Regions from separate parts of the Homo sapiens genome. Here region 1 is linked to region 2. A link is a loop called in an ENCODE intact Hi-C map of the cell type or tissue named here. Cell type or tissue: PC-3. All regions are shown on one strand.

Region 1 (8,000 bases), 200 kb before region 2:
GTACTTGGTGGCATCCTTGTAAATAAGAACAGATGCTCATCCATCCACAAAACCATTTTGTGCCAGACTGCCTTAGGTCATGGGGTGGTTGAACAAAGGAAATCCCAGTCTTCTACCTGTCCCAGCTCAATGAGATTGGCATTAGATGTAACTGCTGTTGAACCAACTGGAGTCAGGAAATCTTTCACATAGAGCAACACTTTGGAATATTAGAAACTTGCCAAGGAGCTCAAAGCACATCTGAGTCATTGATTCACTAACTCCCAGGCAGTCCTTGTGGAACAGGAAATGGCTTTGCATACAATTTTAGAAGAGCTGAAACCTTAAAGTCAGCAAATTAGTGGCCAAGCCCAAATCCCAGTAAAGTCCTTTTTTTACTAAACCCAAACACTTGGCACTATCGCCTAAGTACATAAGGAGGTCTTGGAGGATGCATCCCTTGGAAACTCCCTCAGTGAGCTCAGTTATATCTCCAGTTTGCTTGGTACAGAGCCATTTTGACTCACCACCTAAAAGCTGTAGGGAGGAGAGGTGGCCCAGCCTCCACTCTACTCCTGTTTCTTGTCATCCTCTCAAGAACTGCTGCTACTCCTTTCAGCCTGGTTCCAAGCCAGAGACCCTGCTGTTTTTATTGGAGGCAGAAAATGAGTAAGGAAGAGTGATAATTCCCTTCAACAAGTACCCTGGGACATTCACTTGTTGCTTTGGCATGGTACCTCATGACATTTTGAGCTGCTACTTCATTAAAACGGGAATTTTGATTACACTGCCCTGCCTCCTAGGCATATTATGTGCTTCTTTAAAGACTAATCTAAAGGCATTTGGGCTCAATGGCTTCATATAGTTTACAAGTTTTGATAAAAGTTTGATAAAAATATGTCTTTCAAAAAAAAATCACTTCTCCTTTAAAAACAGGAGAGTGGAAATCACAGCAGTCATTATCTGTTTCTACTCAGGGCTGAATTGTTCTTCTGAGAATCTCTTCCATTGTGCTTTTAAATATTGTATTATGCGACATCAAATCCTGTTTTAATGCAACATATTGATTCTCTTATAGGCTAGGGTATTATCGTCTTAAACAGATTCAAAGTAAATGATTAAACATAGCTTATGCCATTGCAGTCGCCAGCAATTTAACATCCTCTTCTGACTGGCATGTTTAGTGGCTGGCTGCTCAAGTGGTGAAGGATAGAACCTTTTACACTGATGGCTGTGAAATGAAAGTCAAAGACAATGTAAAGCCTCTCATTGCCCCCTTTCCATAAAATAACTAACACATATTAATTGTAAAAATACAGTAGGCTTAGTTCCTTTAGGACAGGAGGCTTATTTCTCCACTATTGGTATAGCTAGAAAAGAAAAGAGGAGAAGGTAAAAACACTCTGCTTTATTCATTGAACTTTTGAACAATAGCTAGGGCTAAGCTGGTGTCTGGCAACCTGCAACATGTTTGTGCTCAAAGCATACCTTTTCAGTTGTTTTAGAAAGCACAGCTCTGTGGGAAAGCATTTTGGTAAGAATCAAATTTCCTTACCAGTGTCATAAATGTGTAAAATTGAGCCAGTGTTTGTATCATAGAAAAATGCTAAATGGAGAAGATTTGGGAGGGAAGAAGAGATCAGAGTGCTGCTCAGTTGCTTATATGGAAAGTATGACCTAAACCAGCCCTTGTGTGAATGACACTGTCACCTGTCCTACAAAATCCAAAATGAGCTCCCTAAGGTACTGGGATAATTGGAGACTACTTACCCAAGATAGATCCTTGGGAGCCAGCTGTGCAATGGGGCTGGGTTTCAGCTCTCTTCAAGCTGGTCACTCCTGGGACATGAATGTCTCTCAGATTTCCAAGGAGGTGAATAGTGGAGGAAGGAGTAGGATCAAGGGCATACAGGTTTTAAAACTTGAAAGCCAGAAGACATCACTACATAGAAGGCAAAGAGCATGTTGGAAAGAGACTTTTTACTCATGGCAGAAAGATGCATCTTTTTTACCCTTTCAGAATTATCCTAAAGTGGGTATCCTAGGAGGGGCTGCTCCCAAAGGGTGCACAGTGTCCCTTCTATTAATGACTCTTGATATGTCCTCTGACTTGTTTTCTCAGTTTACATTTGAAAACATAATGTATTGATTAGTTGTGACTTGGCCACAGTAACTCATTTTGTCCTTGGTAGTGCTAAGGTCAGACTCCAAGCTGAACTTCCAGTGAGCTTCCCATTTCACTGACATTTCCATTTCAGCCCTTTACTCTTTGGCTGAAAGCCAATCTCTTTTTATCAAAATACACAGCCCATTTTAGATATTTCAAAACAAACATGATCACAAAGTAACCTGAAAGGTGAAGTGAAAGAGGTAATAAATAGTTCCAAAAGGGTTATTTCTGAATTAGCAGGAGATTAAGAATTGGGGGAAGAGAAGAAAGCAGCCAAACATCTCTAAGAAAAGGGATATGCCCTTCCGTGGACAGAGTGAGGTGGGATGGAGGAGTTGTCCATCCTTGAGAGTAGAATATCCCCCTAGGTGGTCAGAGGTGGGGTTTGTGACAGAGGGAGGAGAACAGCCAGAAAGGAGCTGACAAGTGTCAGCCCAACACAATTGATTTTCTGATGAAATGAGGCTTTCCTACTGTAAGATGTGTATATTTTTGTTTAGTGGGCATTTGGGATGAGAGCTCTAAGGAAGAAAGAGGAAGTGATATCCTGGAATAAGCATTCTGGAGAAGCATGGCTAGGTTTAGACAAAGGCTATCGGCTTTAAAAAATAGATTGTATTATTATTCAGGGACAGTGAGGCCAACAGATCAGAGGACTACTGCCATTGAAAAGATTATTACTCCAAGTTCCTATGGGGGGTGGGGCACATCATGCCACCCAGGGTCGCACTGGGAAGCACCGGGGTCAGTCAGGAGGCAGAGGAAATGAAGGCCAAGTATGGGCACAAGCCTCAACTGTCGTTTCCCTAGGAAGGAATGGGCCGAGCGGGGTAAGCTGGTTTAGGATTGCATAGCCTGAATAATTTGCATGGGCTCTGGAGCATAGGGACTTCTCCAGTGTTCTTGTTGGCTCTGGGATGATTAAAGGAAGGGAATAGTGGCAAGAGTATAAAAGCCTGATAAAGTAGGCGGTGGGCTGCTGGGTCCTAGATTGGTTAGTTTGCATATGAAAGGCGGCTAAGGAGTGAGTTTTTTGCTATGTCTAGAAATTGACTTGCCCTAGGAGGGTCAATCTCTCCAGGATCCACAAGTCCCAGGAGTCAAAGCCTCAGAGATACAGAAAATAAAAGTGTGATTAATACACTATCCAAGGGTGATGTCCCCACATTAGAGAAGGAAAGAGACTCCTTCCTTGGTATGATATTGATATCATACCAATAAGTGGTATCCTTGTGAAAAGAAAGTGCTGTATCTAATTAGATATGTTTTGAGAGGTGATAGTGTCCAGGAGAGTGAGGACAATCCTGGGAGTGAAGATGTTGTCCTGGGTAGGGTAGGAGTGGTCATCTGCAGGAGAATGTCCCACAAAGAAGTGGCATGGACACTCTGCTGAGGGCTCCAAATGCAGAGGGAAATTGACCCAAAATAGGAAATGATAAATGGCATGACAGATGAAATCATAGCTCTTTCAAATGGAAAGTAGCCTCCTCCTACAAATAATATTCTTGAATCTGTGGCCTGAAACAACTGGAGGATCACCATTCCTTTTTTTTTTTTTTTTTTTTTTTTTTTTTGTCTGGTGTTACAACCAGAGAAACAGTGGTTTCAATTGGTTGGGAAAGGCAGCATCTACACGGAGAGCACAGCAGGCCTGTTTACCTCTCAGCTTGTGCTGTTGGGTTTACAGCAATATTTTCTGCATCTTAGTCAAAGAATTTTACTTGTCCAGTGTTGAGCTGTTAGAGGAAAATTGATTTGTCTATTTATTTTTAGCAATATTATAAAAACAAGCTGGGGAGAGGGCTGTTCATTCTCTCAACCCCACCTTTCTCAATACATTTCTCAAATAGCACACTCCCTGGGAGGGTCTATGACAACAGAATCCCTCCAGATTTAAATCTAGACCTGAACACTTGAAACCAGGCATGTGATATTGGAAAAGTGGCTTTCAACCACCTTGTGAATGAGAAGCGGCAGCCAGCAAAATGCAACCATGAATCTACTCCCAAATCATGAAAGCTGTTGACTTCCTCATTTATTATGTTAGTGGCTCAGGGGAAAATAAAAACTGCACAGTGATTTGCAGTCAAATTTCTACTGCACTACTGGAAGTTACAATGGTGTAAGGTGGGGGGAGTTTTCAGCTCTGATGTTCTAGTAGAGCTGAGTGAAGGGAGAGGCAGGCTGAAGGACTTTGAGTCCTGGTCCATTCATCTCAATTTTCCTAACTGAACAACCCACTCCCCGACTAGAAAAGTCCTCTCCTTAACTGGGCTATAGCTACAGTCTACAGATAATGCAGCCACTGGATACTAAAAGCCACTAGGTGGCATTTGTGATTTATTACTTTGGAAGCTGAGATTTTTAAAATATCTCTGCTGATCCTTTGCTTAGACTGAACAAGACATTTAACATTCCTAAGCATTTCATTCAAGAAATGCATAGTTGGTTCTCTTTATCAAGCTCAAAAGGGATGGGGGAGGCGCAGTGACTGGCTTGAGAAGTTGAATTTCAGATCATCTACATTCTTTTGCAGGTCCTCTGTGACCTCACACCATCAGCTTACATAAGTAATTACTTGTCTACAATTAAGCTGTAAATAATGCAATCACTCCATTCTTGTCCCATCACTCCAGTCCCAACCACAACAAATAGTGCTAATCACATACTTATTCAAGTGTGTAATTATTCACAGTTAAACTTCTGTCACTTTCACCCTGTTTGGAAACAGCAGAACACAACCTGTAATTAGCAAATGTGGCTCCAGGCACTTTTGCTTGGGAGTACGCCAGGGATTCAGCACCTAGGCACTCCTTTGATCTGGAAGCTGGCAAGGCGCCTCACCCTGAGGCCAGAGTGCTATCAGCACTCTGCAAGTCACTGAGATCAATGAATATGTCAAAGGCATCTATCCCAAATCACATATTACTTCCCTCTCTCACTGTGGTTTCTGCCTTCGGTATATATTTCATAGACTTTCCTTTTCTTTTTGAACCCTTTGACTTCAGTTTAAAGGGTTACCAGAAAGGTCTCCAAGCCCCTGTGTTTTCAACTCTGGTTAAAAATGAAAGTCCCAGAAGTCCTGATTGATGATCCTTGTTCTTTCTTAACTCTGCAGTTTTCTTGAACACAGCACAATGGAGGAGGAATGGCCTTTGCTACCTCACCTGGACCACAAGGAAGAAGGAAACCAAAGACTTTAGCCCAACCCTGTGTGAACCACTTCCCCTCAGTCCCCAGCTAAACCACCCTGCATGAGTACTCTAGTTGCAAAGGAGACCAGGTAAACTTCTGATGTTTTGTAGTACATCCGTTATATTTCATCAGAGCAACAACTCAGCAGCACACATCCTTCCCGGGGAGAGGTAATAGTGTCCTCCTGGGTGGAAAGCAGGATTCAGTAGCCAACTTCTTTCCACAGAGGAAGGCCATAGTCCTTGAGCTATGAGGTAGTTCTTTTCATAAAAATATATTGGGCCCACAGAAAAGAATAGTGAGCCATAAAGGCCCAGTATGTACAACCATGAATTAGATTTTTATTTGCATGTCATATTAAGAATTACAATTTGTTTGTTTGAGGAAAGGTTATTCTACCTTCATTAAGACCTCCGACGGCAATTACCTAATGAAAACAAGTTCTCATATCTAGCTAGTTTAATGTCTTCCTTTTCTGATATATCCAATTAAGACAGAGCTTTTTCACTTCAACCAAATGTGAATATGCCTCACAGTAGAAGGGTAAACAGAACTGTTCTTTGTATATAAACATTAGTTAGCTTTTGGTTCTAACCATAACAAAACCAGTTTTTGAAATAATATTTAGAGGTCTCGAAGAGAAGAACAGCTATGCAAGCTTCTCCATCAAAGAAGATTGTCCTCAGAATAGAAAGCTTCCCAGGGTAGAAGGTAAAGTGTGAGCAATATAGGGATGCTCCCTGGCCAACTAACTTAACCAAATGAGCCAAATTAGCCCTGGCAAACAGTGCAGTGACAGATGTGTGAGCCAGATTGCCAAGATGTTTTTATTTTATAATTTTTTAAGATGAAATGCTATGACTGCTTCTATGTGAGCAAAGTGGAGCAGTGCTGAGTAGTATCTGGTGATTTTGATTAATACAGACTGACAAGCAATCTGGAGGATTAGTTAAAAAACAAACCAAAACAGACTTCTATTTTCTCCAACAGCAATGATCTTCAACACAGTTTCACTGATAATAATACTGATGATTTTTTAATTTTTTTAATTGACAGATAAAACTGTCTGTATTTACCAGGTACAATATGATGTTCTGATTTTTAAATCTCCACTTAATTTAGCCCATTTGAACAAGCAGGACTCTGTTTTTTAAAACTAATTTTTGAAAGATCTTAATATGCAGTCCACTAACATAACAAGATGGCAAAAACCACCTGCACTGCTGGCTTGGAAGATGGGTGAAAAGTTGCTTCACCTGCACTGCCCTGTCTGCCTTCCCGAGACTGAAAAACTTTTAAAAAACTCCTTTCCCTCCTGACTTCAGGGCACAATATGACATTTAGTCAGAAACTGCATGTAGATCTATATGTGTATATAATCTATATTTATATATTTATATCTATATCTGTCTACCTACTTACCTACCTGTATATCGTTGGACAACTAGAACCCAAAAAGTCATATTCAGCCCCAAATATAACACAGTGTTAATCAATCCACTTCCTGCCATGCCCAATCTCGCCACCTTGGCCAGGGCTACTGTCATTTGTCATCTGGCACTGGTCTCTCTAACTCTCATTGAACTCTCGCATTCCTTTTTTTTTTTTTAGACTGAGTTTTGCTCTTGTTGCCCAGGCTGGAGTGCAATGGCATGAACCTCAGCTCACTGTAACCTCTGCCTCCCAGGTTCAAGCAATTCTCCTGCCTCAGCCTCCCAAGTAGCTGGGATTACAGGCGTGCACCACCATGCCTGGCTAATTTTTTGTATTTTTAGAAGAGATAGGATTTCACCACATTGGTCAGGCTGGTCTCGAACTCCTGACCTCAGGTGATCCAGCCGCCTTGGCCTCCCAAAGTTCTGGCATTATAGGCATGAGCCACTGCACCCAGCTTCACGTTCCTTTCAGGGCATTCTCCTCACAGCAGGGACACTGATTTTAAAATATAAATCTGATCATGTCACACTTTGGTTTAAATGTCTCCAGTGCTTTCCATTGCACTTAGAATACACCTTGCCATGACTTACAAGGCCCACCTGATCTTGTATCTGCCAGTTCGGTTCCCCATTCCTGGGCCAGCTTCACTAGTCTTTCCGTTGTTGAGGTATGCCCAGAATTGTACACACCTTGTGTCTTCACCTTGGGTTGCTCTTCCCTGAGCTCTACCAACAGCCTCAGCTTACATGTCTGGCCCTTTGTGGCTGCCCTACCTAGAATAGGTGGTCCCTTCTATACCTTCAGTCTCAGCCGTGTGACTGATTCTTTTATGACACAAATCACCATTGGTAACCAGTCTATTTGCTCATTATATATTGGTACCTACTAGAATGTAAGTTCCTTCTAGCAAAGTAATGATCTTATTCACTACTGGATCTCCAGTGCCCATTCCAATACCCACTCTATAGCTGATGCCCCCAAAATTATTTGTTAAACAAATGAATAAATAGAATATAATCAATCAAAAGGCTAAAGAATGCAATGTGGAAACTGCCTTGTGAGAGTTCTTTGAGTAATTGCAAGTAAATAAAGGCAGTGAGTAACACTTTTCCCGTACATTTTATTTTGAAAAATTTCGAACATACTCATGAAATAATTTTATATGAATACCCTTCAGATTCAGCCATTAGCATTTTATTGTGCTTGCTTTATCACATAT
Region 2 (8,000 bases):
TTCATATATGTATGAAAGACACAAAAACGGGCTTCCAAATGATTTCATTAATCCTCTAAGAAATTCTTTATAACTTGATGATATGATCACAGTTTATAATTTAGCTCATCTGAGATGTACAAGGTAAGTGTCCCTTACGTACATCTGAGTAAGAGAAACTGAAAAGCGCTCAGAGGCTATGTTGAAGAATACCGGGATCTTAAAATTATTCTGAAGACTTGTGGTCAAGTGCGAAGAGAAAGACTATTAAAATTAATGTCTATCTGAAGCAAAGAGATTATCTGTCCAAACAGGTAATAATCCAGTTAAAATTGTATTTTAATACAAACTGTTCAGAATTCTTTAAGCTTCTTATAAACTACGAGGCTTTATTTTATCCTTAAAATTGATCCCATACTGTGTGATTGGTTTCCACCTGTTACCGGTAAAGTATAGACTTCTTTTATCCAACATTTCAACTCACATTTGATCAGGTTACGTCACCACACACACAAAATTTTATTCAACGCATTCCAGCTTTCCATTTTTTTCCAACAGATATTCTTGCTCTATACAAATAACATGCCTCAGAACTATAAATAAAATAATCAATTTCAATGTAATAAGCAAAAAATGTACAACTAAGTGGACTAAAAACAAAAGATCTAATTCTCAGTGCACCCTTTCCAACCCACTGAAAATAAACTATATTCAAATGAAAAGGCATTTAATTTACTATTTGGAATATCCTTGATAAACACCAATTTTCTGTAACATCCCTGCACATCTGATACCACCTCATGTATAATGCAAAAAAGCTATTTCATTTTCATCTATTGACAGTGAATTTAATTTACCATTGCAGCTCTTTTCCTAGAACTATCACGTTATTAATTCTGCAATCAAGCTCTTTTGAGTGCTTTTATTTGTACTAAGGGTTTTCACAATTCCACATTGATTTTTTTTATCATAATATACCTTTTAAACATATGAATGTGAATATGTTAGCAAACTTTCTTAATGCATAAGGAAAGTTTCAGAGACAAGGAAAGCCATCTGCAAAACTACACTCATAGGAAACAAACTTTAGAGGAACATCGTGTCTAATATATTACTTTTTAGTTTAATAAGTTTAATGTTTACAAAAAATACTACATTTAATTTGTAAAACTAAATGATAGTTTCAACCATTCTAAAACCTTCTTATCCAGTATAATGGTCCATTTCTAATACCAAGTGATTGGCTATGAAAAAGAAGTCCTCCAAATGTTCTGCTTACATTCATGCCAGATGTCTTTGCTGTATTAAAGAACTCTTACTGAATTAGATCACTGAAAGCAAATCAGCTTTTCTTTTCCACCAGGAAGAAAAAAATTAAAGCAGTATTGGTTCCCTCAGCACTGAATTAACGTTTTTGACAGCCATAAAGATAAAATAACCTTTAAAAAAATCACAGAAAGCTAGATTTAAATAAAAGCAAATCAGCTGATAATGTTTTATCTAGGAAATGTACTACTCAATTACAGAGACTTTTCCCTTAAACCTAAAATACATATAGTGATTAGCAAAATGTAAGAAAAAAATAGAAAAAGATGGACATGCAGAACTATTTAACACTTAAAAAGGCATACTTGAAAGTGAAAAACAAAAAATTTATACCACCAAGGAAACTTCCCATATTCCAGTAGGTTACTGTACTACACTGTCAACATATTTAATCAAATTTAGCTCTTAAGTTAACATGAATTCTGAAGCATTATTTTACTTCTTGCATAACAGTATAAATTTCCTTATATCAATTGCATTAAAACTGCAATATTTAAAAAATCTGAAGAGGCAACACTTGTCCTCTTTACTTCACTCCAAGGCCAACAAACAAAGCAATGAAGCAGAAAGAGGTACATAATGGATTCAGAAGTAAATGGTCCATTCTTTAAGAAGCCTCCCTACCCCCCTCTTCTGAATTCACTCTAAGCTAATTGTCATTACAATGATGTCTGAAAACTTCAGAAGAACCCTATTTCCTGATGCCAGCTGTCCAGGTTTCTATCTTTAAATTTTTGAGTTTTTTTGCTAATAAGAATTATTCAGAAATACCCGAATCATCTTGCAACTGGTCTAATTCACATACACGGTACAACAATTATAGGAAAAAGGCATAATCAACAATAGAAATAATCTGAAAATTTTTCCACAATATATTCCTATAAAGCAATATCTAAATAAAGTCTCCAGTATTGTTTAAAAATTCTTTCAAGACAGCACACAACACAAGTAGATCTTTCTTTCCTGTGGGGAGCTCATCAAACAATCTCTTCACCATTGCACCTACCTGGGTAAAAATCTTTGGACTTAGACAGCTTGATGGTGGCTCCAGTTTCTTTTTGCAACTGAACAATTGTCTGTCCTCCCTTCCCAATTATAGATCCAGCAGCATAACTAGGTATGAGAACCTTTAGAAAATACTGGCCGTCTTCTGAAAAATGCAAAGAAATATACTCGGTTAACACAGTATTTCAAACTTTGTATCCCCTCTCCACCCTCAAGAGAGAAAAACAGCAACTAAAGCACTGGGTATATAACTGCAGGAAATATGAAGTTAAACATTTTTTGAGAATGAAAATAAGCCAATTACATTGAAAAACAAACAGGTACAAAATGTTTCCCATTTTATAGGATTTATACTTTCAAGCTTGGAATTAAAATATAAACATATTCTATTATTTTGCAGCACTGTAAAAACTGATGACTAAATTCCAGTTGTTATTCCAAACATGGAAATCTTCCAATTCTATCTGTGGCAAAATGAAATGAACTGACCCTTTAACAAAACTTCAGAGGTTTATAAGATGACAAACCTTCACTTAACATATTAAAAAAGAAGAAAAGCCCAGGACTGTAAATAGTGATGAGCTATATTTATTTGTCATTAGCAGACACATAAGGACTACAATTAGCCATTGCCTATATCCTACTTAAAGTCCGCAAAACAACCATTCTCCTACCAAATAATCCACCCAAACTGTGGGGTGTATTCCAAGTCTTCAATAACTGCCAGGAAATAACTCAGTGTGGTGGACTGGCAAATCTAACTAATCCTAGTGCATTTCTTTAGCACTTCTTAGTCTACCGTGATCTCGTTTAAGCTCATTAATTAAAGGACCTTAAGAAGAATTCTGCCAATACTAAAAAGCTTAGGAGTCATTTATATTAAATAGGCTTAAAAGTGACAAAACAGGTAATGTTCCTTTCCCAAAATAATCACAACTTTTAAAACGGAAAGGGGGTGGAAGAACCAGGAAAAATAAAATGAAACGTTTTAGAAAATTAAGCCAACTCCACAAACTTTAATTTCCGTCAACTTGATCACATCTTATACAGGAGACACCCCGGTAAATCCAGCTTTCTTAATGTGAATGAATGTTCCAAATGTTGTGGTGTGCCACTCAAAAGACCCCCATCCGTCTACAATGCATATGCTGGAGATAAATTCACCTCTGCTTCGATGCATTGGGTGCATTGTTAAGATGATTCCAGTGCAAATGAAGAAGCGATATCGGTCCCGTTAAAACTCATCTTCCAAGGAAGCGCAGGATGTTAACTAACAAGTCACCGTTCCAGACACCCCCACCCTCGTATGCACCCCCCTGAAGACAAATCAATGAAATATTTGCACCGACAATCTAAGTGCGGTAAGGGCATGCACTCATCAAGATTTTGCATACTACTTGTGGCCCAAAGCAAGAGGATGGAGAGAGGAAAAACTCTCCGGCGCCCCAGTCATTCGCAATCCGCTACCCAAGTGCCATTTATTTATTTATTTTATCAGACTGTTAAACGCAGCGCGCATCTTCGGGCGGCCATCACCTCACTCCGGGGTCATCCTCCTCCTCCTCCTGAATGGACCTTCTTGCCCAGGTCTAGGATATTTACATGGTCAACCTCTGGACCGATTAAATGGAAAGATAGGTCTATTCCGAAAAACTGGTCGCCATTTTGATGAATGATAAACACAGAAATGGAAATGTGTCGGGGACACCTAGGCGCGGGGCAGGTGCAGGGGAGGGGGCGCGGGGCAGGGGCGCAGGGGCCGCCGGGTTCGGGCTGGAGGTGTCCGGGCCGCGGGAGGGAGGGAGGGAAGGAGGGAGGGAGGACGGCGAGGGAGGGAGGCAGGGGCGGGCGGCGGGGGATGGGGCCAGCGGGGAGGTGGAAGCGATACCCACCGCCCGTATTGGTCCTCTTGGTGCTGCCGGCTTCAGGGGGGGCTTCCAGCGGCCTTTTCCGCGAGTCCGGCGGGTCCAGGTCTATGGGAACCCCAGTGTGGGTCCCGTTCTGCTGGATGGGAGCTGCCGCCATCATGTTTGCAGTTCCTGCCGCTGCTACCGGGAGAAGGTTCTCCCTTTTGTTTTGGCTTTTTCTTTTCTTTTTTCTTTTTTTTTTTTTTTTTTTTTTGCGTTTGGGGTTTCTTAAGGTTTTTTTTTTTTAATCGGATCAATATAAATCTCTTTAGGAAAAAAAGCAATGTTGCTGGTTTGTTCTCACTGGGGAGGGGGCAGGGCTGAGGAGCAGCTGCAGTGCAGTGTCAGAAAGGAGACAGGGGAATGGAGGGGGTGTGAGAGACGGAGGGTGAAAGAAGAAGAAGAAAGGAGACAGGGGGAGAGAGTGGAGAAGGGAGAGGGGCGAGTGAATGAGCGGGAGGAGGGGACCGGGGAGGACAGGCAGAGGGAGTGGGAGAGCGCGAGGGCTGGCGGGGCGCGGGGAGAAGCCGAGGAGGAGGGGAGAGTGAGGGAAAGAGTGAATGAGCAGGAGGAGGGGAAGGAGGTGGATGCCGAGAGAGGAGCGAGCGGCAGAGGAGGGCAGGAGCCGGGAAGGAGCGCGGCGGTCCCCGCGCCGCGCTAGCGTTGCGCTCGCTCCCGCTGCTGGTGCTGCCGCCGCCGCCGCTGCCGGAGCGGTTCTGCCGTTGCCTGGGCTGCTCGGCGCTGCTGCTGCTGCCGCCCGGTCTCGCTCATTATTTCTCCCGCTTGTTGGGGGGGGCTGGCGGGGAGGGAGGGGGGTGGCTGTGAGGGGAGGGTAGAGAGGGGTTGAGTTCGTAGACTCCCACACACTTCGCGCTCGGGTCCCTGCCTCTCAGCAGCGCCGCCGCCTCCCAGCGCCGATGCTTCAGCCGGCGGGGCGGCTGAGGGGTGAGGGGGAACTCCGCGGGCGGGGGCGAGGGAGCGTGTGTGCGCGAGCGTGTGCGCGCGCGAGGGGAGCGCGTGCGCGGTGAGGACGCGCGCCGGCGGTTGGGGCGGGGGCGGGGGCCGGGGCGCTCCTGTGGGAAGGGAGGGGTGAAAGGTCGCTGGTCCCCGGCAACACGGCTCAGGCAAACGTAAGCGGCTTGTCGCAGAAACCAAGGGGTCCACGAAACGCGCTAGGCTAGAAGGCGGGAAGGAGAGATTACTGACAGCCGTGCCAGCCAATAAAATAGAAATGTGAGAAAGGTTCTTCGGGCCCCTTCCCAATCAGGAAACTTGGGTGATGAGGGGCAGCGAAGGGGTGGGGTGGGATCTTGGTCCAGCTGGTACTGGAGCGGCGACAATTTTGGCTAGTCTAAGAAGGGCATTCGAGTGACCGTTGACAACGGGTGGGACAGCGTCAGAGCTGGAGGGAGAGCCAGCACTGTATGCTTCCAGGACTTCTTGCTAGGTGCATTAGTTTTTATTTTTAAGAGTTGGGTAAAAGACATTAATTAGTTAGCATCTCACTCATCGGCGATTTTCTACGGTATGATTTCATCCAAAGAGGATTTCTTAATCGCACTGTGTGACACCGTTAGGGGACTTAGAGTGTCACTCGCCGCCTTAAATCCTTTCGGGAACAAGCCAGGATATAAATAAATAAAGCTAGGTGTGGGTCTTCCCTTCACAAGGCGCTGGTAGGCAGACTAAAGACAGGCAACAGCTGAGTGTGCACACAGAACTAAATATTGAACGAAATACGAGTGTCGGAATAAAATTCATTGCCATGTGCACGGCTTATGATTATACAGATCTTGGACATATCACGGACCTGAACGTCAACCCTGCAACACCGGATAAAACATCTAATGTAGCTGGAATAGACTCTGAAAGGACGTTAGGCATTATCTAAATCAAGTCCCTCATTTTACAGATGAGTAAACTGACTCAGTGAAGTATTTTGCTCAAGGTCGTTCATCAAATTAGTAGTTTAATTAACTCAGTGTTCTAGGAAGCAGGGTAGTAGAAAAGCATGGGATTCGGAGTCTGAAATCTTCCTTGGTTTCTGGTCCTTGTAGGCTGTTTTACAAGTGTATCTTGGGCAAATCCCTTAACGTCTTGCCATTTATTAAGGGCTTACTTACCACGTGGCAAACAATCCACTTTGCATGCTGTGTCAATTACATGCAGTATGTCGTGTAGTTATTACTGTCCCCATTTTATGAGGTAGTTTAGGTTTAAAGATATTAGAAATTTACCCAAAGTTACGCAGTTATAAACATTGTAGTAATTTCAAACTCAGGTCTTCGTGACTGCAAAGGCTGCTGTCTTAAGTATTGTAATACATTAGAGCTCCGGATTCCCTCCCACTCAAAACAGAGACTGAGACTCCAACCAATTTCCACCATTATTGGGAGTCAAACGAGAGAGACTGTGGCAATGTATTCTAAGCTGTACAAAGGTATAAACATATTCACTAGATTTGTAGAATGAAGTTATTCCTTCCCTATACTTTCCACTACAACAATTCAGCCAAAAAGATGGCTTTCATACTAAGCATAAGAAGGAACTTCACTGTAATTATGATATTCTAACCAAGAATATATGCATATCTAGGCAATAACCAAAGTGAATAGAATAAAATTTAATTCCTGATAGATTAAATAGGCAATAGCAAGGAATGCTAACGCTCCTCATAGCGTTCTTGTTGGAAGAATCATCTAGGAGGCATTGGGATTTCTGGTGCTTTTTAAGCAATGAGAGATATCAGTCCACTGAATGAGGAAGAGAATAACGTTTAGTTTCGGACTAAAAGTTCATCTGGACTACGGAAAACACGTTTGCCTCAATCAGTGAAGAAGGTATGCTGAGAGCTGAAAGAAAAGGAAAGCAGGTAAGTTAGTGCATATTGGAAAAGGTCTATTAACCAAAGTCCAAAATTTTGATCCGATGTGTAATGTTATGGGAAACCACTATATAGCCTTCATGACCAAAATAAAGAGGAATTAAACATACAATTGGGTACAAATGGAGCTGTGATGAGGAAAAAAGGTTTGGAATAAGTATGTGGTATTCAAGATAGTAAAAGGCTGATGCCAGACGTTGTACAAAGTGTTCAGTGTACAAAATTATGTAAGGACGTTTTTAAATGAAAAATTACAAAAGGGCTGGTATTTGGCACTAGATTGTTTTAAAACAGTAAACAACAGTGGACAAAGATATTTGAAGGACAGATAACTCAAACATATTACACTAAAGCTCGAGCAAAGTATTCAGTAGAATGTAATTTTGAATTGGAGAAAGACTGAGGTTAGAATTGGAAAACCTTAGTTTAACAAATTTCTAAAAATAAAATATATCTAACATAGTTTAGAAAATATTTGGCATTGCCATGCATCAGTTAAGTTGAAAAAGAGCTTGTAAGTTAAATTGCTTTACAGATACATGCTATTAAATAAAAGTCACACTGTATTCTTATAGTATTTATTTGACCCTTCTCTGATTTCTTTCTTCAGACTTAATATTTAAATACTATTATACCTATCACTCCATGGGGCCCAGAAATGGTAGATATAATTTTTAATGTGGATGGGATGCTGAATGGTAACTTAGGTATGATATGCCAGGAATCACAGAGACTATCCCAAGACCTAGTCAGACATCAAAGTATCAGTCAGCTACGAACTATTAATAATCTGGACAATGAAGATTATCAGAGAATACATTCTAATTAAGCTTCCATTTTTTAGTATATTTTGTTGTTTTTTTAAAAAAAATTATACTTCTACATCATTCTTATTGCAT

What was found. A loop is a pair of places that touch in the nucleus more often than their neighbours do. Peaks named below come from ENCODE experiments on the same cell type or tissue, not always from the same donor. Only the 100,000 strongest peaks of a DNase experiment are listed, where the experiment ranks them.
Region 1: it touches region 2 in a loop (4-fold over the local background); 9 of 110 quality-filtered maps call a loop at or near these places.

What each region holds. Positions count from the first base shown.
Region 1 is chr14:26,389,773-26,397,772 of GRCh38, forward strand. LOC105370418 (a long non-coding RNA gene) reads right to left here and starts at 7,552. Exons shown (of 4, transcript XR_943640.2): 1 at 7,381-7,552; 2 at 1,750-1,921. RefSeq lists an enhancer at 4,494-5,187. In PC-3, CTCF peaks have their summits at 4,462 (motif pointing right) and 4,661; no DNase peak of the experiment used is centred here; H3K27ac peaks cover 843 bases.
Region 2 is chr14:26,593,099-26,601,098 of GRCh38, forward strand. It overlaps NOVA1 (NOVA alternative splicing regulator 1), which reads right to left and starts at 4,935. Exons shown (of 5, transcript NM_002515.3): 1 at 4,203-4,935; 2 at 2,312-2,455. The coding sequence starts at 4,338. NOVA1-DT (NOVA1 divergent transcript) reads left to right here and starts at 5,549. Exons shown (of 7, transcript NR_147061.1): 1 at 5,549-7,089. In PC-3, no CTCF peak of the experiment used is centred here; no DNase peak of the experiment used is centred here; H3K4me3 peaks cover 3,358 bases; H3K27me3 peaks cover 4,323 bases.